Regions from separate parts of the Mus musculus genome. Here regions 1 and 3 are each linked to region 2. A link is a loop called in an ENCODE intact Hi-C map of the cell type or tissue named here. Cell type or tissue: left cerebral cortex. All regions are shown on one strand. Links, peaks and the distances in the headings refer to the core of each region. The heading gives the core; the rest is flanking DNA.

The links. Peaks named below come from ENCODE experiments on the same cell type or tissue, not always from the same donor. Only the 100,000 strongest peaks of a DNase experiment are listed, where the experiment ranks them.
Region 1: it touches region 2 in a loop (4-fold over the local background); 11 of 42 quality-filtered maps call a loop at or near these places.
Region 3: a loop joins it to region 2, with 2.4 times the contacts of the local background. A loop is called at or near these places in 4 of 42 quality-filtered maps.

Annotation. Positions count from the first base shown.
Region 1 is chr11:61,526,241-61,532,218 of GRCm38, forward strand. The region is part of intron 7 of Epn2 (epsin 2); the gene reads right to left. Among named protein-coding and RNA genes, the nearest start is that of B9d1, 24 kb to the left of the region's middle. In left cerebral cortex, for the core only: a CTCF peak has its summit at 3,301; DNase peaks (open chromatin) are centred at 873, 3,202 and 4,088; H3K27ac peaks cover 4,043 bases.
Region 2 is chr11:61,576,514-61,582,491 of GRCm38, forward strand. It overlaps Epn2 (epsin 2), which reads right to left and starts at 3,174. Exons shown (of 11, transcript NM_001252188.2): 1 at 3,054-3,174. In left cerebral cortex, for the core only: a CTCF peak has its summit at 3,176; DNase peaks (open chromatin) are centred at 2,625, 3,201 and 3,741; H3K4me3 peaks cover 2,546 bases; H3K27ac peaks cover 2,247 bases.
Region 3 is chr11:61,415,499-61,421,476 of GRCm38, forward strand. It overlaps the pseudogene Gm12271. Among named protein-coding and RNA genes, the nearest start is that of n-TWcca5, 11 kb to the left of the region's middle. In left cerebral cortex, for the core only: CTCF peaks have their summits at 1,221 (motif pointing right) and 2,554 (motif pointing right); DNase peaks (open chromatin) are centred at 1,190, 2,567 and 3,926.

The sequences.
Region 1 (5,978 bases), core at 285-5,284, 51 kb before region 2:
GAGCTTGACTCTTGCCCTGGCCATTCTGGAATCCTTCACTTACCACTCATCTAACCAAGGGTCTTTTCCTGGATTGAATTCCCTATAGTAAAAGAGTGGGTAATTGCAGTCCCAATTCTAGCCATGGAGGAACACCCAGCAAGACTGTGACAACTAGGATGTACCAGGGCTCAGAGAATAGGGACTTGTCAATCTTAGGAAGCTAAGGACAATGTTCTTTGAGATCTGAAAAGGACTCCATTCCCCTGGGCCACTCCTGTGAAGTAGGACACTCCATGGGTGTTAAAGATGACCCCATTATTAGTCTTTCAAGCACATAACTTTATACCTACAAGACCCTAAAATGCCAAAAGGCTTACTTGGGTGCTGCTCAGATATTGCAGTCACTATCCCTATACCCTTGTAACTTCTGGTATGACCAGGCTACTGGCTAGTGTAGTGTAGGATGGAGAGGAATAAAAGCAGGCTTCACTTCTCCCCAGGCTTGCTGCAGTGATACACCCAAAAGTTGTGTGCTAGCTAGATGACATGCATTGTCAAGGAGCACTTCCAAATGGCACTTTTCCTGTTCTCATGTCCTACCAACTCTTATTTGGCCTTTCTGGTTCTAATGCTCCAGAACCACTAGGCTTCAAAACCCTCCAGAAACAACTGTCTCCTGGGGAAGTACCTCTAACCTTTCACTCCAAGCCTGAAACTATACTTCCAGATCCTCTCCTATGTGTGGGATGCTTTGCCAGGTCTGTGAACCCAGCCTCAGGTGGATTCACACTACAGGGGTGGTACTTCATCAGGCATGGCTCTGTCCCAACTGGAGAGAGTATTATGGTAGAAATGGTTTGCCAGGGAGAAGGCTGGGCAGGAAGCCAGAAAAGCTGGTATGATGACACACAGATCCCAGGACCAATGCCATAAGGGAATCCTAGGGATACAGCATACCTTCCTAGTCTCTTCCCTATTCGCTGGTGCTTTACACAAAAGAAACACCCCACTGCAAGGTCAACTACTCTCTCAGCTAGATAGATACACTTGAGGGACACAGTCTGGGGAGACCTCACTGTACTGTAGTCCCTGACAACACTGAGCATCAGTGCCTCTCAGAAGACTGCTGTCGTCTTTCTTCTTGCCCACGTAAGGAGACACATCCTATCATATCCAGCCCCTGCTGCCCTTTTTTAAATGAATACCTTAATACTCCACCAAAGAGTTTTCCCCTCACCTCACCATAGTCTAAAAGGGTCATATACTGCCCTGACAACCAGGGAGAATCCTTGTGGCTAAAGTAAATCCCAACTCCCAAAAGTGCTACAGGATCTGCAAAGTGAGCTTCCCTCTCCCTAGGCCATGGGGACAGAACACGCAGTTGGCTTTCCAGTGGGCCACTGGGCTTGTAAGAGAACACTGTCTCAGACAATACAGCACAGCAGTTCCCACCCTGCAGTAGTCCTACAATGGCCTCCATTCTAAGTGAAGGTACAAGCCTCTGGGTAAGTGCACGTGCCCTCTCTCCACAGGTGGGGCTGGAGCGCCTTCCTACTCTCTATATACCATGTTGGCATCAGGACTAGAGGGAACAAAGAAACCTAGAGTTACAGGTACAAACATGAAGAGCCACTTTCATAGCTACACTGAGAATCCACACAGGAAGAACCCCAAGGGCTTAGACTCAGTGAGGTACTAGGGACAAGGGGTGTGAGACCATGGCTGTCCTCAGAAAGCCCTTGGAAACTTTAGTAAAATATCACAGTCTCCCTAAGCACACAGACTCTGAGGAAGACCTAATATAGATATTTAGTGGGTCTGTTTTGAGATAAATAGGAAGCCAGAATGCATGCAAATCTGAGCTCCTAACACACAAGAGCCCTGCCCAAGGCCCTCTCAGGCAAGAGCCACCTAGCTCAAACACATAACACCCCAAGCTTCTTGCATAGTTGTCTTACTCTACCCTATCAATTTGATTAGCATTCCTCCAGCCAAGCCCTGGGATGGTCCCTGCCTCTAAGAAGAAACAAATCATTGTACCAACCTGAAGACAATAGAAAGCCAGGAGCCAGAACACAGGGCAAGAGGGGATTCTGAGAATAAGATGACCACATCTCCATAAACAGACACCCACCCCATGTCTTTAAGAAGAGTGGAGCTGGAGAGATAACTCAGCAGTTACAAGTGATTGACGCTCTTCCAGAGGATAAAATTTGATTCCCAGAACCTACATCAAGTGGCTCACAACCTGTACTGTACTTTCAGCTCCAGGGAATGCAATGCCTTCGTCTGGCTTCCACAGGCACCCCTACACTTGTGGCATACACAAACAAAGAAAAATGAAATAAATCTTTATAGATAAAGTTTCTCAGGCAGAATAAGACAATGCAAAGATTAGGAGTCTGAGAGGATAGGCTGCCTATACCTCACAGTTCAAGACCTGGAGCTTATTACCCCAGCTACCCACCACCAGTCTGGATACCTGCAACACTCCTCCTGAGCCAGCAGCATGGAGAGCCAGTGGGGACAAAGTAATCAAAACTCAGAGCTCTGAACAGAGAATGAAATAAATGCATGCTCAGCTCAAACCCTTGCCAATCCCAAATGACATAGATCATCAGGGATAAACAGTTGAACCCAAATGAGCTGTCAAGTCTCCATTCTGCAAGTAACACTGCAAGTCCAAGGTGTGTGTAACGGGGACTCTGAAAGCTGATGGGCTGAATTTAGTGCCAAATGAATAGAAACCATAGTCACAAGCAGGTAGTCCTGTAGCCAGCAGTCTGCTTCAATCACTCTGTAAAGAGAGTGCCACCCCTAACCCCTAACTCCACAGGAAAGCAGCAGACACGAGGCTGGCCCGCCGCCCTTAGGAGAGAGAAAGGGCAATGAGGCCATCACAAGGCTCTTCTATACCTTCAGGGTCTGGCATCAGTAGGTCCTGCCATGCCACACACCCAATAAATAAAGGCTTATTTAAAGCTCAAGTGAGTAGAAAGGAGAATGGAACCAAGTTCAGAGAGACAGCAGCTTCCGCCTCCTCTGTAGATCCATTCACATGGAGCCCAGTGGATAAATGAATATTCATGTGCACAGCCGGCAGTCACAGTCCATACTGGGGTCATCAAGAAGCCAGAGCACACCTGCTACCGGCAGGCGGAACTTAGGCTCAGTCCTGGCCTTGGCTCTGGTAGGTGGGTAGACTGTAAGGGTGACAAGCCAGCCAAGGCCTTCTGAATTAACAGGCTGTGAGGCCTCTTCAGACCAGGTGGCAGCTTTGTGTATCTAGAACAGAGGAGGAAGTGCCCCGCTGACCTGGCAGGCTCCAACTTCCCTCCTCTGGGCTCTTAGCATTTCCTCCCAAGGCCACTTGGCTCAGCAGTCCCCAGTGCTGCTTGGAAAGAACTGGTAATAACAGGACCCACTACAAATGGTGGCTTTCAGAAAAGCATTCCTTTCATGCAGAGAGTGGCTCTGTGCTGTGGGAAGAGACTTTAATAATTATGAGTATCCTGGGACTGAGGAGTGGCTCTTAGCCACTCAGTTTTAGCAGAGGCTAAGCAGTAAGCCCATATCACAGGCCTGCTCTGGAGCCAGCTCAGAGCTTCAAGAAGCAAAACACCTGCCTGGGTCAAGTAGCTGGGGCCAAACCCAAAGAACACAGTGACTTCAGCATCATTTTTCAATAGCACCTACACAGGACACATAGCTGCTAAAGAGCTAGTGGCCCAACCACAAAGTGCCAACCCATACCACACAAATGAGTACTACCACGGTTTCCAATGACACCTACATGGGGCACATACACAGCACAGCACAAGTTGGGAAATGTATGTGTGTCTGAGCGTAACAATACACAATGTGACCTCAATTCGGTTACACAATGTAAGGGGGAAAGAAGTGGATAGGTAGTTCAGATTTTACCAACAGCTATCTCCATGCTGGAAGGATACACTTTAACTTATCAGGGTGCACAACCTCCCAGCAATCTAAGATGTCCTACCACAAGCTCTGAGCTGGCGGGGAGAGGTGGGGAGGGGACATTTCTGGGCTTTGGTGATCTGTGTATTCCTCCAGTCACCAGTAAAAGTGTCAACTGTGTGGGAGCCGAGAGTGGGCAGGTCCACAGAGAACAGGCACAGGGACCAGCCTCAAGGAGCCGACCATGAGCAGCACCCTTGTTCAGGATAGCTTTAATCCTCACCACCATGTAAAAACAGATAGTGATCATTTGGGCTTTAGTTCAATCTTCTCTTTTGAAAATTAGATTCACAATGGCCAGGAACTAAACACAATGCAAATGTCCAATGGGAGGAGAGTGTACCATGAGTTGCCACATCCACAGGGGATACTTCTGGCCAGGAAAAGACTAAACACCTACTATATTGCAGACATGCTGCCAACAAATGAAGGCCACAGTAATGTGACTTTGCTAATAATATGATAATGTCCACATCAAACAAGTCTTCATGAACCAAGGCATAATAATAGCAAGCTGGTGGCTAGGAGTTGAGTATGGATTCTTTCTGGAGTAATGGAAACAAGTTCCATTCTACCTAGTAACAATAGTTATACAGCTCTGTGAATGTGTGGGGTTTATTGTTTTGTTTTGTTAAATATTCCAGTTTTGTTAAATAGTCGGAATGGCAAATTTCATCTCCATTTGAAGAGCAAGCAAAGGACATATCCAAACAGAGCTCTTGGTACCTGTTCCCACAGCAGGCCGTGTCCTACTCAGGCTCCCTGTCACAGCCTCTGTATGCGACCCTGGTCCGACCCACTAGGAATTCTCTATAGCTGGGCCTGGATAATGGTCACTCAACAAAAAGACTGTGTTACAGATCTGGGAGAAGAAAGCATCAAAGCCAGTCCTGGAAAGCCGACTATCCCCAGAGCACCACAACACTTCCACAGCTGCCTATACTCTACTCTTTTTATTTTTTTTAAGGATTTGTTTATATTATGTATATGGGTACAGCTGGTTTTAAGCCTTCATGTGGTTGTTGGGAATTTTTAGGACCTCCGTTCGCTCAGTCCCTGCTTGCTCTGGCCCAAAGATTTATTTATTATACATAAGTACACTGTAGGTGTCTTCAGACAGCACCAGAAGAGGGCATCAGCTCTCATTATGGGTGGTTGTGAGCCACCATGTGGTTGCTGGAATTTGAACTCAGGACCTTTGGAAAAGCAGTCAGTGCTCTTAGCTGCTGAGCCATCTCGCCAGCCCTACTCTACTCTTCAAGAGTACAACCACCACAGGTTTTTCTGGTCTCCAAGGATAAGAACTCAGGTAACACTAATTGGCCCTAGGAAGTTGGCAAGCTCCACTGTAGCCAAAGTACGCTAAAGAGCAGCTGAGGCTGACACAACTTTTAGACCAAATACAAGCAATTGCAAGAGAGATCAGTCCCTGAATTATGTGACACCCACTCCTTTCCCCTCACCCTTCTACCTGCTGCCCATGTCACAATGCATGGGTCTCCCCCCGCCCCCAATTACCCACACCTTCTAACACACTATTCTACAAGACACTGTTTCTCAGTGCCCACCGACCTCTAAGATGCTCAACTCACTATTCTGATCTGACAAGTCCTGGCCAAAGCCTGGTTCACACAGCACTGCTCGCTGCTACCAGGACAAAACCATTCATTATCTGGGTGTCCCAGATAATTCATATGGGAGGACAGAGCCTAGCATTAGGTATACTTTAACAAACATCCAGAGAACTGGGCAGAGCACAAAAGGTCCACTTTATGAAAAAAAAAAAAAAAAAAAGAACACAGGTACACACATCACAGGAATGTCCAACAGGGTTCAGAGAACCAGGCCAGAAGCATAAAGCCTCTAAGACCAAGCTCCCTACCAGCAATTAAGAAATTTCATGTGCCAGGAAAATCACCCACAATAGATTAATTCTGCCAAGTTCCTGTTTTAAATCAGACAAAAAATTCTCTCACATTTACCAATAAGCAAAACTCAGAAATAAAACTCACTAG
Region 2 (5,978 bases), core at 554-5,553:
TACATACGGCATTCCATGGCAATCAGAGCTCCACAGCCAGTGACTGCCTTATCAGAATGTATGTCAATTTTCAAAAACTCAATCCACTGGAGGGCTGGGTACATCTCAGTAGCAGAGTACTTTGCCTAGCATGTGTGAGGCCCCAAGTTCCATTCCCAACACTGCCGGGAAGAAAATACAGAAATCCACTAGATAGTCATTTCACAGTACAGATGGCCAACAGTTTATACCAGAGCAAGATTAAACAGTGGGACTAGTGGTACAAAATCATAGAAGCATCATCCTGGCCCACAGGACTACTTATTACAGACCTGAGTACTATTGTATGTCACAGACTGAACAGAGCCTTGGAAAAGCAAAGAAAGACGAGGCAACCACTGGCCTCAAAGTGTCACAGTCTCAAAATGCCCAGAGTACCCTAACAGACCTTGTGTGGTAGAAAGGTTGGGAGAGCAGAGGAAGAAGGGTCCAAAGATTGGCAGCTGGCAAAAGCTTGATAGTGAGGCAAGCGTAAACCCAAATACAGACCAAGGGCCAACCATGGTATCCTGTGCCCTGTAATTCAATCCCTGGAGAGAGTGAGGCAGGAGAATCAAATTCTAGGCCAACCTGGGTTACACAGTGAGACTCTTTGGGGAATAAATTCTCAGGGTCACTAGGTGCTCATGGCACTCAATCACATCCCATCCACAAGGCAGGAGAACTCTGCACACAGTGGGCAATTGAATCAAATTCATTCTTTTCATGCTTCAGTCCACAAAGAACTCGAAAGTTGCCACTATTAGTGAAATTTAAAACTTCCTTTAACTTCTAGAAGAAAAAAAAAAAAAACACCATTAACATAAATCAGATTCTCCAAAACTTTTCAACTACTTTCACAGGACTCTTATCAGAATCTCCACTCTTGGGAAATCTATTCCTCATTATGAAAGATTACATAAGAGGCAGTCATATTTCCACAGAGAGGTTCTGCAAAGGATGGGCTATTATTCAAGACTGCAAACACCATGCCAGGTATCATCACTTGGAAGTTTCAAATACCTGGGCTGGGGAGAATGCTAAGCAGTCAAGAGCACATACTTTCTAAAGAACCAGAGCTCACTTCCCAGCACCCACTTCAATGGCTCACAACTAAATGCACTCCAGCTGCAGGGGGCATGACACCCTCTTCTGCACTCAGAGGGTACCAACACTATACACTGGCCCCCAGACACACACACTTTTTTTTTTTAAAGTTTCTCGTTTCTTGGTAACTCAGATGTTTGGCACCATACACCCCGCAGCGAAAGGAGACCAACACAGCCCCCATCCTTCTATCTCAGGGCTCAGGGAAAAATCCAAATACTGAACAAAATTACTCAAATCAACCCATGTGGAACAGTACTTTGCAATTCATGTTTATGAAACAACAACCCAGCCACACAGTTACACATAACTAGCCTAACTTTAAAACTAGGAAAACCAAACTTTAAAGTCACAAAAGCAGCCTGGGTGTGGTGGCCCACATCTTTAATATCTCCACCCTAAAAGGCAGATGCAGGTGGATCTCTGTGCATTCCAGGCCAGACTGACTACCCAGTGAGAGCCTGTCACAAACATAACAAAAGCAAACATTCAAAAAAAGAAAAAAAAAACCAAGACCTACAGGTGTTTCCCCAACACAATCATTAATCACAAATGCCCTAAGAAAAGCTGCAGTTCCTCCCAAGCTCGTTTAAATACAGACAAGAGCTTCATTACCAACAATACATAGATGGAAAGCTTAATTACCAATGCAAAGCCGATCACCGAGAGAGAATCCAGTATCTGCCGCTATCACTCTAAATCTAGAGTTACAAGACCACAAAGTTCCCGTTAAGTCTTTCTTATATTACATAATAGGGACATGGATCAAAGAAATTCACCTTTTTCAATCATTTCAACCCAATTTCAATCCCTTCTTCCACAGGGTATTTTCTTGACTGTGCAAAAGAAGAATTCACACTTCTTTCTCATCTTCCCTTGCCCATTTTCTTGTATGAATGTTAAAAATAGCAGGCAAGCGATTTGGGGGAATCCTAAACGTTGAAGAAATCCTTAAGTGTCCCAGAGTTGGGGCTTCCAGCTGTGTCAAACACCCTATCCCTAGATGACCTTGGGCAAGCTAACACATTTTGGGCCTTAGTTCCCCTAGTCAAAAAACACAAGAATAGCTAAATCCTATCTTTTCTGAAACATAGACTTCAAATGCGTTCCCAAGGCAGCACTAAAGTGAAGAGGCCGCTGGGAAGGACTGAGGCCCGAGACCAAGCAACAGACTTACACCGGCCGACCTAGGGTTTCTAGGGAGCTCAGACAATCTGCTCCCCCTGCAAAACCACTGGGCCAACTTCAGGTTGCAAACAAAAACCTGTTGGCCCGGACTCCTCTAGGAATGGCCTGCCTCTCCCAACGCGCTCGGCTCGCGCTCCGACGAAGCCGGCCCACGGGAGAGCGAGGGTCTCCCGGAAGAGGCCGACCCCACGCGCGGCTCGCCCACCCGGACTCGCCCAACAGGGCCGCCAGGTCTCTGCCATCCCACGCGGAACAAAAGGCAGCTGGAGCCTGGCTTCGCCGCCCCCGTCCCCGCTGTGCTGTGGAGTGGGGGCCGGGAAGGGGAATCCAGTCCCGGGGGCGAGAAAGACGTGGGGAAGAGTATCCCCTTCCCCCGGTCCCCTGAGGGAGGGCCGGCCGGCTCGGACCCGGTTCGAGGGGCGAGCACGCTCTGGGGAGGGGCGGGGTTGTTCCAAACTGAAGGCTCTGTCGCTGAGGTGTGAGGCGAGGACAGGAGCCAAAGCCGGGAGGCAGACGTCGCCTCTCTCTCGGCTCCGAGCGGGCTCAGGTGGGGCGGGGCCTGGCTGAGCCGTCCAGCCGGGTGGGGTCCGGCTGGCCGCACGGTGCACGCCCCGGCCGGCGAGGGGGAAGCCGGTGCTCTTAGGGGCGTCCACGCACTGGAAGAGAAGGTCTGCGCGCAGCCCCGCCCCGCCCCGACTCCCGAGCCACCACCACACCAAGCCCCGCGAGTCCCGGCTCACCTCCGTTCCTGGCCAGCGCGAGTGCAAGGCTGCAGCCGCCGGCGACGCGGGAGAAGCGGGAGCGACCCGAGCCTGTGCAGCGTTTGACACCCACACGCCAGCCAACATGGCGGCCGAGAGGGGGCGCGCCGGCAGCGAGCGCGCGCGCGCGAGCCCCGCCCTCCGAGCGCGGAGGCTCCTCCCACACACACTGGCTCCGCCCTGCCTCGCTCCTAGGCCCCGCCTCCAAACCGGTCCGCCCCTCCCACATATGCCCCCAAGGCCTTCTCTAAATAGCTCCTGCTTCTACACAAACCTAACAAATTTATGAAGCCCTAACTCAGAGTCCAACACATCCCCCCTACCTCAACAATTCCCCAGGGCATACATAACTACCTTAACCATCAATCCATGCTCCTCCCTTAAATCCTCAAGCACAGAACCCCGCCTAGCCTAATCAGAACCATGGTCTCCTAGTATTTCCTCTTGCACGTGAAAAATGTTGTGATGAAGAGACAGGAAGGAGGCCAGGTGCCAGACAGGGTTGATTTATTTTGCTACAAGTGCGTTCACTTCATGAAGATTCACTTATGCATATTTCAGATTTGTATACTTTTCTGTGTGTGCATTTCAATAAAAAGGTTGAGTCCAGAACTTTGGCAGCCCAAGTGGTTGAACCCTCGGCCGCTCGAGTCTCCCATGATTCATCAGGATACTGGGATTTAGCAACCCCAACTGCAAGCCTGCAGTCTCACTCTTATGCACCCAACAAAGCAATGTAGGGCCGGCCACATGCCAAGCTACAGCACACAGAGGCAGGCCAGAGATGAGAGCAGAGCCTTATACAAGAAGGTAAGGAGAGTCCTTTCCCTCTTTCCCCAAGAGAGGATCTCAGAAGGGTCAGAACTGAAGGCTAGACCCCAAAACTGCTAGCAGAGAGCCCTCATAACAGGGTCTAGGACATGAATCAGGGCTCAAGGGGAGAGTACAGGGAACTATTTCAGTTGTTTGAATATGCTTGGCCCAGGGAATGGCACTATTAGGAGAATAGGCCTTGTTGGGGTGGGTGTGGCCTTGTTAGAAGAAGTGTGTCACTGTGGGAGTGGGCTTTGAGACTCCTAGCTGCCTGGAAGACACTCTTCTGTTGGCCTTCAATTTAAGATGTAAAACTCTCAGCTCCTCAAGCAGTGTGCCTGCCTGGACTGTGCCCTGCTTCCTGCCATGTTGGTAATGGACTGAACCTCTGAACCTGTAAGCCAGCTTCAATTAAATGTTGTTTTTATAACAGTTGCCAGGCTAGAAAGATGGCTTAGCGGTTAAGAGCACTGACTGTTCTTCTGAAGGTCCTGAGTTCAAATCCCAGCAACCACATGGTGGCTCACAACCATCTGTAATGAGATCCGGTGTCCTCTTCTGGTGTGTCTGAAGACAACTACAGTATACTTAAATAGAATAAATCAATAAATCTTAAAAAAAAAAAAAAAAGAGTTGCCTTAGTCATGGTGTCTCTTCACAGCAATGCAAACCCTAAGACAATTTCTGTAACCAATCTATGCCCAAAAATTTCATTCTGCCTTTGCTCACTGAAGGAGAGTTTGCAGGTCATTGTACTTCTCAGAACCACAAGTACATTTTTCCTATAAAGAACTCACAAATTCACAAGAAAGAAAAGGCACCTGGGTCTCAAAAGCAGGGAATTTAGAGTCCTTTTCTCGGCCCACGATATATTAAAGCTGGAGGCCACCCCTAACACAAGGTCATGTGGTCACTTTTCTTTTGAAAGTCTAGCTGGAGAACATTCTGGATGCTGGAAGCCCTGACCCATAATTTACTGCTACAGTGTGTCCCTGGATTAATGAATGAAATCACATGTTATGTACCTGCTTTGCCATAAAAACTATAGTTCCATTTTGAACTGGCCCATTGGGTTTCAGAAAATGTGATTTCTCTGTTCCTTATCACAAAGTAACAGCCACTTCTGTAACAAAAGACTAGTTAACAGGAGTGGGCAAAATACAGCTGACTTGATCATTGATGTGGCCAGAAGCCTTCAGCAGTAAAGACTCAAAAGACCCAGAGAAAGCTGACCTACTCCCTATGTGTGTTCATTTGATGAAGAATGAGCCACCATACAGAGACATGATTAGACAGAACAGGGTAGCTCTAAGAGAGGAGACCAGAGAGGTTTGCCTGTTCTGATTCTCTTTATGGCTTGGCTTTCTAGATATATACAGAACCCATTCTGAATGCAAGGTCTAGTGACCTACAGGCTAACTTACAGAACTTCTCCATGGACAACACAGAAAGATTGTCTGGGCTTTGTGGCTGATCTTGGTGGAGAGGAATTCTAGTTTCTGAGGCTCAGCTTGAGGGATGAAAGAGCATAGGATATAGAAAGGCAGGGAAGGGTCAGAAAGAGACTTTGCTGGCAACACCTTTCTAATGTCCTTCAGTTCAAAGTACCCTGCATGTCAAATGACACACTGGGGACCCAACAATCTCATTATAGAGAATGGAGCTTAGAGGAAAAGAGAACTGTCTTGAAATAATAGTGCCTTGCCCCATTTACAACTCCAGATTGACAATGACAGCAGCCTGGCAAGGGTGGAGACAGCTCCATCCTCTGGAACAGCCTGAAAGACTCTCCTCAGAGGCTTCTGCTGAGGTGAAGCCGAGACCCACGAGAAAGGTCAAGGTCTGAGAACGAAGCGGAGAAGAAGAGCTCCTCACTTCAGAATTTGGATGAAATTTTTTGCCAGCTAAGAAGCAAAAGTTCCACCTCGATTAAAAATAATTAATAACATTTGCTGGGAAGCTTCAAAACATAGAGTATTTTATAAAGAAATATTTTGGGCTGGTGAGATGGCTCAGTGGTTAAGAGCACCGACTGCTCTTCCTAAGGTCCCGAGTTCAAATCCCAGCAACCACATGGTGGCTCACAATCAT
Region 3 (5,978 bases), core at 390-5,389, 160 kb before region 2:
AGAGCCTTGCAGTTTCTTCTGGATTGAGTTGCCCTTGCTGGTTCCTGTGTGGTATCTGCCCAGTGGCCTGAACTGCAGCTGCTGGTTCCTGTGTGATGTCTGCCCAGTGGCCTGAACTGCAGCTGTTGGTTCCTGTGTGGTGTCTGCCCAGTGGCCTGAACTGCAGCTGGTGGTTCCTGTGTGGTATTTGCCTGGTGGCCTGAACTTCAGCTGTTGGTTCCTGTGTGGTGTCTGCCCAGTGGCCTGAACTGCAGCTGCTGGCTTATATTTGGTGTTTACTAGTAGACTGCACTGAGAACAACTAAGGTTGGAATCGCCTCAGAGAACTATTTCTAAACAGGTCCACTTCCCCATATCCTAATAGCCTTTCTGTTTGTTTGTTTGTTTGTTTGTTTGTTTAATGTATTTTAATAGCAAACTTAAGGAACAGCACAGAAGACAGACAACATTAAAAACATGTACTTGTATGTAGGGCAACTAAGTTAGAAAAGTATAGTGAATGGATGGAATCTACTGTGTGATAAAAATGCTACAAACACCATTTAGTTGCCATCAATAAGAAATTTACTTATTTTTTTAAAAATCCAAATGCTGGCATTGTCCAGAAAATTTTAACAGGTTTATTTATAATTGCTACAAAGTTGAACTGTTGAAATGTGTTCACTGAAACATTTTGCTTGCATTAATGCTTTACATCTTGCACTTATATTAAAAATTCACACACAAATGAACATGAAGAAACTGCCAATACCTGATTCTGTCCCCTATGTTTCCACTCGCAATCATATACTTAGGTACCTTTGACCCCATGGAAAAAATATCTAACATTCAGAACTACTGATAACAGGAAGAAGAGGGAAAAAAATTTTTTAAGAATGAAATATTTCCCCTCATAGTGGACTCTTAAGCACATTCTCCACGTATGCTAGCTAGCTGGATATCTTTTGGCATAATTGTTACACGTTTGGCATGGATAGCACACAGATTGGTATCTTCAAAAAGGCCAACCAGATAGGTCTCACTTGCCTCCTGCAAAGCACCAATAGCTGAACTCTGAAAGCGCAGATCTGTTTTGAAGTCCTGAGCAATTTCTCGCACCAGACACTGAAAGGGGAGCTTGCGGATCAGAAGTTCAAGGGACTTCTGATAGCATCTGATTTCAGGGTGTGCCACAGAACCAGGCCTGTAACGATGAGGTTTCTTCACCCCTCCAGTAGAGGGCGCACTCTTGCAAGCAGCTTTTGTAGCCAGTTGTTTCCTGGGTGCTTTACAGTTGTTTCCGGTGGATTTGTGGGCAGTCTGCTTTGTACGAGCCATGGTATGGACACCTCCTTACTTACCCCCTCCTTCTCCTTCGGCTGGAGCTCGGCAAGAGAGAGGCGGCGCTGGCGTTGAAGAGCGGCGGCTGCGGGACGAAGGCTGCGAACACCCTAATAACCTTTCTTTTCCACTACCTCTGGTGGGTGGTGGGCCAGAGGAGAGGTTGAACTCTTATTAAAGTAGGTTAAGAAAAATATATGCCTACAGGGGTGTGTTGCTTGCACAGTCTGAAATTTGAGCTTGTTGCCTCTCCCTTCTGCTCATAGACTGAGCTGGTCTGAAGGCTAAGACTGAAGTGTAACAATGTCAGGTTCAAAGAATATTCCAGCTCCCCTAATTCCAAAAGGCAGTCCAAATATCCACAATGAGCTCAACCTGGGCTATAGGAGGATATCTAGAGGCTAGATAGAAGCCAGCATTCCTCAGGAACTTGGGGAACACCTTCCCTCCACCAAAAGCAATCAGTTCCCTTTGCTCTGGAAGAAGGGACATCAATGGCACCTATCAGCTCATCAAAGCCCATGCTGGCCTCCAGACTCCCTCGGTGTCACAAGTACCCGGGACACATTCCAGAGTCCATGCTAGCATCCTAGCCCTTCTCATTTCTTGGGCTATATAAGCAACCTCATCCAGTGAGTTGCTGGGAGACACCCAGCTTCCCTAAAGAGCCAGCAAAGGCTTCTCTCCAATGGTCTTCACTTGTCTTCTGTTGTGAAAGTTGAGATTGTAACACAAAGAGGCAAAAAAAAAAAAAAATGACAGCAGAGAGCAACGGAAACAGTCGAGGTGGGTGCCGGCAACTGAGCGGTCATCAAGCCAAGCTGGAAGAGAAGTTTCGGAACCAGGAAGAAGCCAGGGCAAGAGAAAGGAGAGGCTAGAGAGGGTGGATCCAGACAGAGGCGGATAAAGGAGCCTAGTGTGGTAGCTAAGTCTGTAATCCTGGAAATTGGGAGGTGGGGATAGAAAGCTCAGGAGTTCCAGGTCAACCTCAGCTATATAGCAAGTTCAAGGCCAACCTGGGTTATGTAAGTCCCAACCACACAGATAAAATAAAATAAAATGAAAACAATAAACGGGTTTAAAGACCCAGAAAACAGAAACTGCAGGCCCTACTTAGCAGAAGTGTTCCAAAGAACAAAGGAGCAAGGGTCTCAGACCTCAGGATGAGAACTGTTAATTCTGGCTACTGTCAAGGGGGATCTTTTCAGGTACCCGAGGCCCTAACCAGACTGTAACACTAGAGGGCGCCATGCTCTTCTGCTTCACATGCACACTGCCAGCTGTTTGGACATCCTGAGGACAGACTGGTTAGCACTTGAGGACTTTGTCCTCACCGCCTGGGCTTTATATGGTGGGTCGAGCAAAAGAGCCCTCAGCCAGCTGAGTGAGGACAGCAGAAGCAACAGATGTCTTTCCTAACTGCCTCCCCTGGTCATGTGACCCTGCACAGGCTCTGCTTCTGGCCTTCGAGAACTAGAGGGACAATGGCAAGTTCTGGGTCTCCACACGCTGCACTGATGTTTTACCTCCATTAATGACATATACAAAGGTGTTCACAGCCACTTTCTGGTGAGCACCCAAAAGGGAACTGCCTCTTGTGCTGGTTAGGTTCCTACTGTTTGCTTGTTTTTGTTTATTTGTTGGTTTGCTTGTTGTGTGTTCAACTTGACACAAACCTAGTTGTATCTGGGAAGAGAGAATCTCAACTAAGGAACTGCCTCCATCAGACTGGCTTCTAGACAAGTCTTTAGGACATTTTCTTGGTTGATGATTGATGTAAGAGCATCCAGCCCACTGTGGCAGGCGCCATGCCTGGGCAGTTAAACCTGGTCTGTATTAAGTCAGCTGACTGTGAGCCTGAAAACAAGCCAGTGATCATGGTCCGTCCATGGTCTCTGCTTTGGTTCCCACCTCCAGGTTGCTGCCCTGCTTGAGTTCCTGCCCTGGCTTCCCTCAGTGATCAGGATGAGTGAGCCAGATATAAATGCTTTTCCCCACTCCTTTGCGTTTGGTCCTGGTCTTTATCACAGCAAGAGAAAGCAAACTAGGACACCCCAGGCTTGTACCAACTGGAGCAGGGACTGCATATGATCTGTCTGTTCTAAATGATAGAAGACAACTGGGCAAGGGAAACTTGCACTCATGAGGGAAGCTCTCCCTCACACAGAATATGGTGTATCGTTTTCCAAACATTCCAAATAGAAGAGGCCAAACTTCCTCAGAGTGGGAGAAAGAACAGGCCACTGTGGGGACAGGAGCCTTACCCCTGCATGACAGAGATGTGGGAGAAACCAGGCAGAGGAAGATACACTTACAGGATGTGCTAGGCAAGGTCGCTGTCTGTACTGCAGAGGCTCAGCTGTGCTGGCTGCCCCCTAAAGACAAATCATTTCAGGGACTCAGAGTCTTGCACTTGCACAAGTGGAGGAGAAAGTACACAAGAGTGTATGCATCCCATGCCCTCGAAGAGGCAACCCTCCAGTCTCTGTCCAATGGGGCTCTGCCTTCTCCCAGCACGATCGCTTTTACAGGTTCCCTGGCTGGTCCAGTGGGTAGTGACACAGGTCATGAAACTTCCTCCAGTGTCCATCTGCTGAGCCTTCTGTTCTCTCGTGGACTGGAAGACAAGCAAATCTTTGTCTGAGCTGGTCCCAGCAGCGCCTGGCATCTCCCCCTCCTGACGCTTCTCTTGGAGCTCAGGATAGAGTTAGGACCATGTGGTTCTATGACTGTACCATCCCTTCTAGTCCTCTGTGGCCAATGTGGCTGGACTCTGGGGACTTCTGATGTTGAGCAGGTGTGCTGCACAGTTGACACCCATCTGCTGAGGGACTTCCAAATGAGCCTGAGTTTGGGATTTTGCTCCCAAGTCAAACAGGGCTCAACTTGGAGTATTTCCTAACTCCGTTGGATTGCCTTGAAAATACTGAATAGGTGAAGGCCAAAGGCCCCTGGGCAAGGCAGCAGAATCACTATGTACTCCACATTTTCTAGCACACTGCACTGACAGCCTGCCTCTGATTACTTCCCACAACCTGAACATGTTCCAGCAGCCATGTATGATATTGGGCTGGACCACAGCCCAGCTGACATAGTCTAGAAATGTCCTTAAAGCTGAACAGACACCTCCCTCCTCTACCCCACCGACTTTCCATCCCCTCTTATCGGGAGGTGCCACCAGTTTCTTAGTGAATTTGGAGGGCTCAGACAGGGTGTCCCATCAAGGCTTCTATCTGTACAGATATGAAACAGAAGGAGTCCTATGGTGGTTTGAGTGAGAATGGTCCCCACAGGCTCAAATGTTTGTTTGATCCTTAGTGGGACTGGTTGAAAAGGATTAGAAGGATTAGGAGGTGTGGTTTTGTTGAAGTAGGTGTGTCCTTGCTGGCAGACGTATGTCTCTGGGTATGGGTTTCAAAAGCCCACACTAGGCTCAGTGCCCCACCCCCATGCCTGCTGCTACAGAATAGAGTTTAAAGCTCTCAACTCCCCACTATGATGTTCATGGACTCTGAGACTGTAAGCAAGACCCCAATTAAGTGCTGTCTTTTGTTGGGAGCCGCGCCCACATTCGCCGTTACAAGATGGCGCTGACAGCTGTGTTCTAAGTGGTAAACAAATAATCTGCGCATGTGCCAAGGGTATCTTATGACTACTTGTGCTCTGCCTTCCCCGTGACGTCAACTCGGCCGATGGGCTGCAGCCAATCAGGGAGTGACACGTCGGAGGCGAAGGAGAATGCTCCTTAAGAGGGACGGGGTTTCGTCTTTTCTCTCTCTTGCTTTTCTCTCTCTCTTGCTTCTTGCTCTCTTGCTTCCTGCACCCTGGCTCCTGAAGATGTAAGAATAAAGCTTTGCCGCAGAAGATTCTGGTCTGTGGTGTTCTTCCTGGCCGGTCGTGAGAACGCGTCTAATAACAATTGGTGCCGAATTCCGGGACGAGAAAAAAAACTCGGGACTGGCGCAAGGAGGATCCCTCATTCCGGAACCAGAACTGCGGATCACGTTTATAAAGGTTCCCGTAACACAGACTGTTGAGAAGGATTCAACTGCCGAATTCAGAACTCATCAGCTGGGGAACGACGGTGATAAAGGTTCCCGTAAAGCAGACTGTTAAGAAGGATTCAACTGTATGAATTCAGAACTTTTCAGCTGGGGAACGGCGGTAACCCGTAAGTATAGCTTTACAAGATAAGTCTGATCTTGAACTTTCTAACGAAATTCAAGACAGTCTATCAGAAGTAAAGTGGAAAATGTTTGGCCTTGAATTTTTTCTGGTGTTAGGAGCCCTTTTGTTCCTTTTCACATGTTATCAAGTGATTAAGATAGGGCTGAAAATTCTAGAGGAAATTCAGGGCAGTCTATCAGAAGTAAAGCGGGGAGAGAGAGTAGGAGCAAGGAGAAACGGTAAGTATACAGGCCTTTCCAAGGGTCTTGAACCCGAGGAAAAGTTTAGGTCAGGTAAGAATACCTGGAGAGAGATTAGAAGAAAAAGAGGAAAAAGGGAAAAGAAGAAAGATCAATTAGCGGAGGTCTCTAGGAAAAGGAGCCTGTGCTCATCGCTGGATGGGCTCGGGGAGCCAGCTCTTAGTAGCTCTGAAGCAGGTGAAGAATTCTCCTCTGAGGAAACAGACTGGGAGGAAGAAGCAGCCCATTACC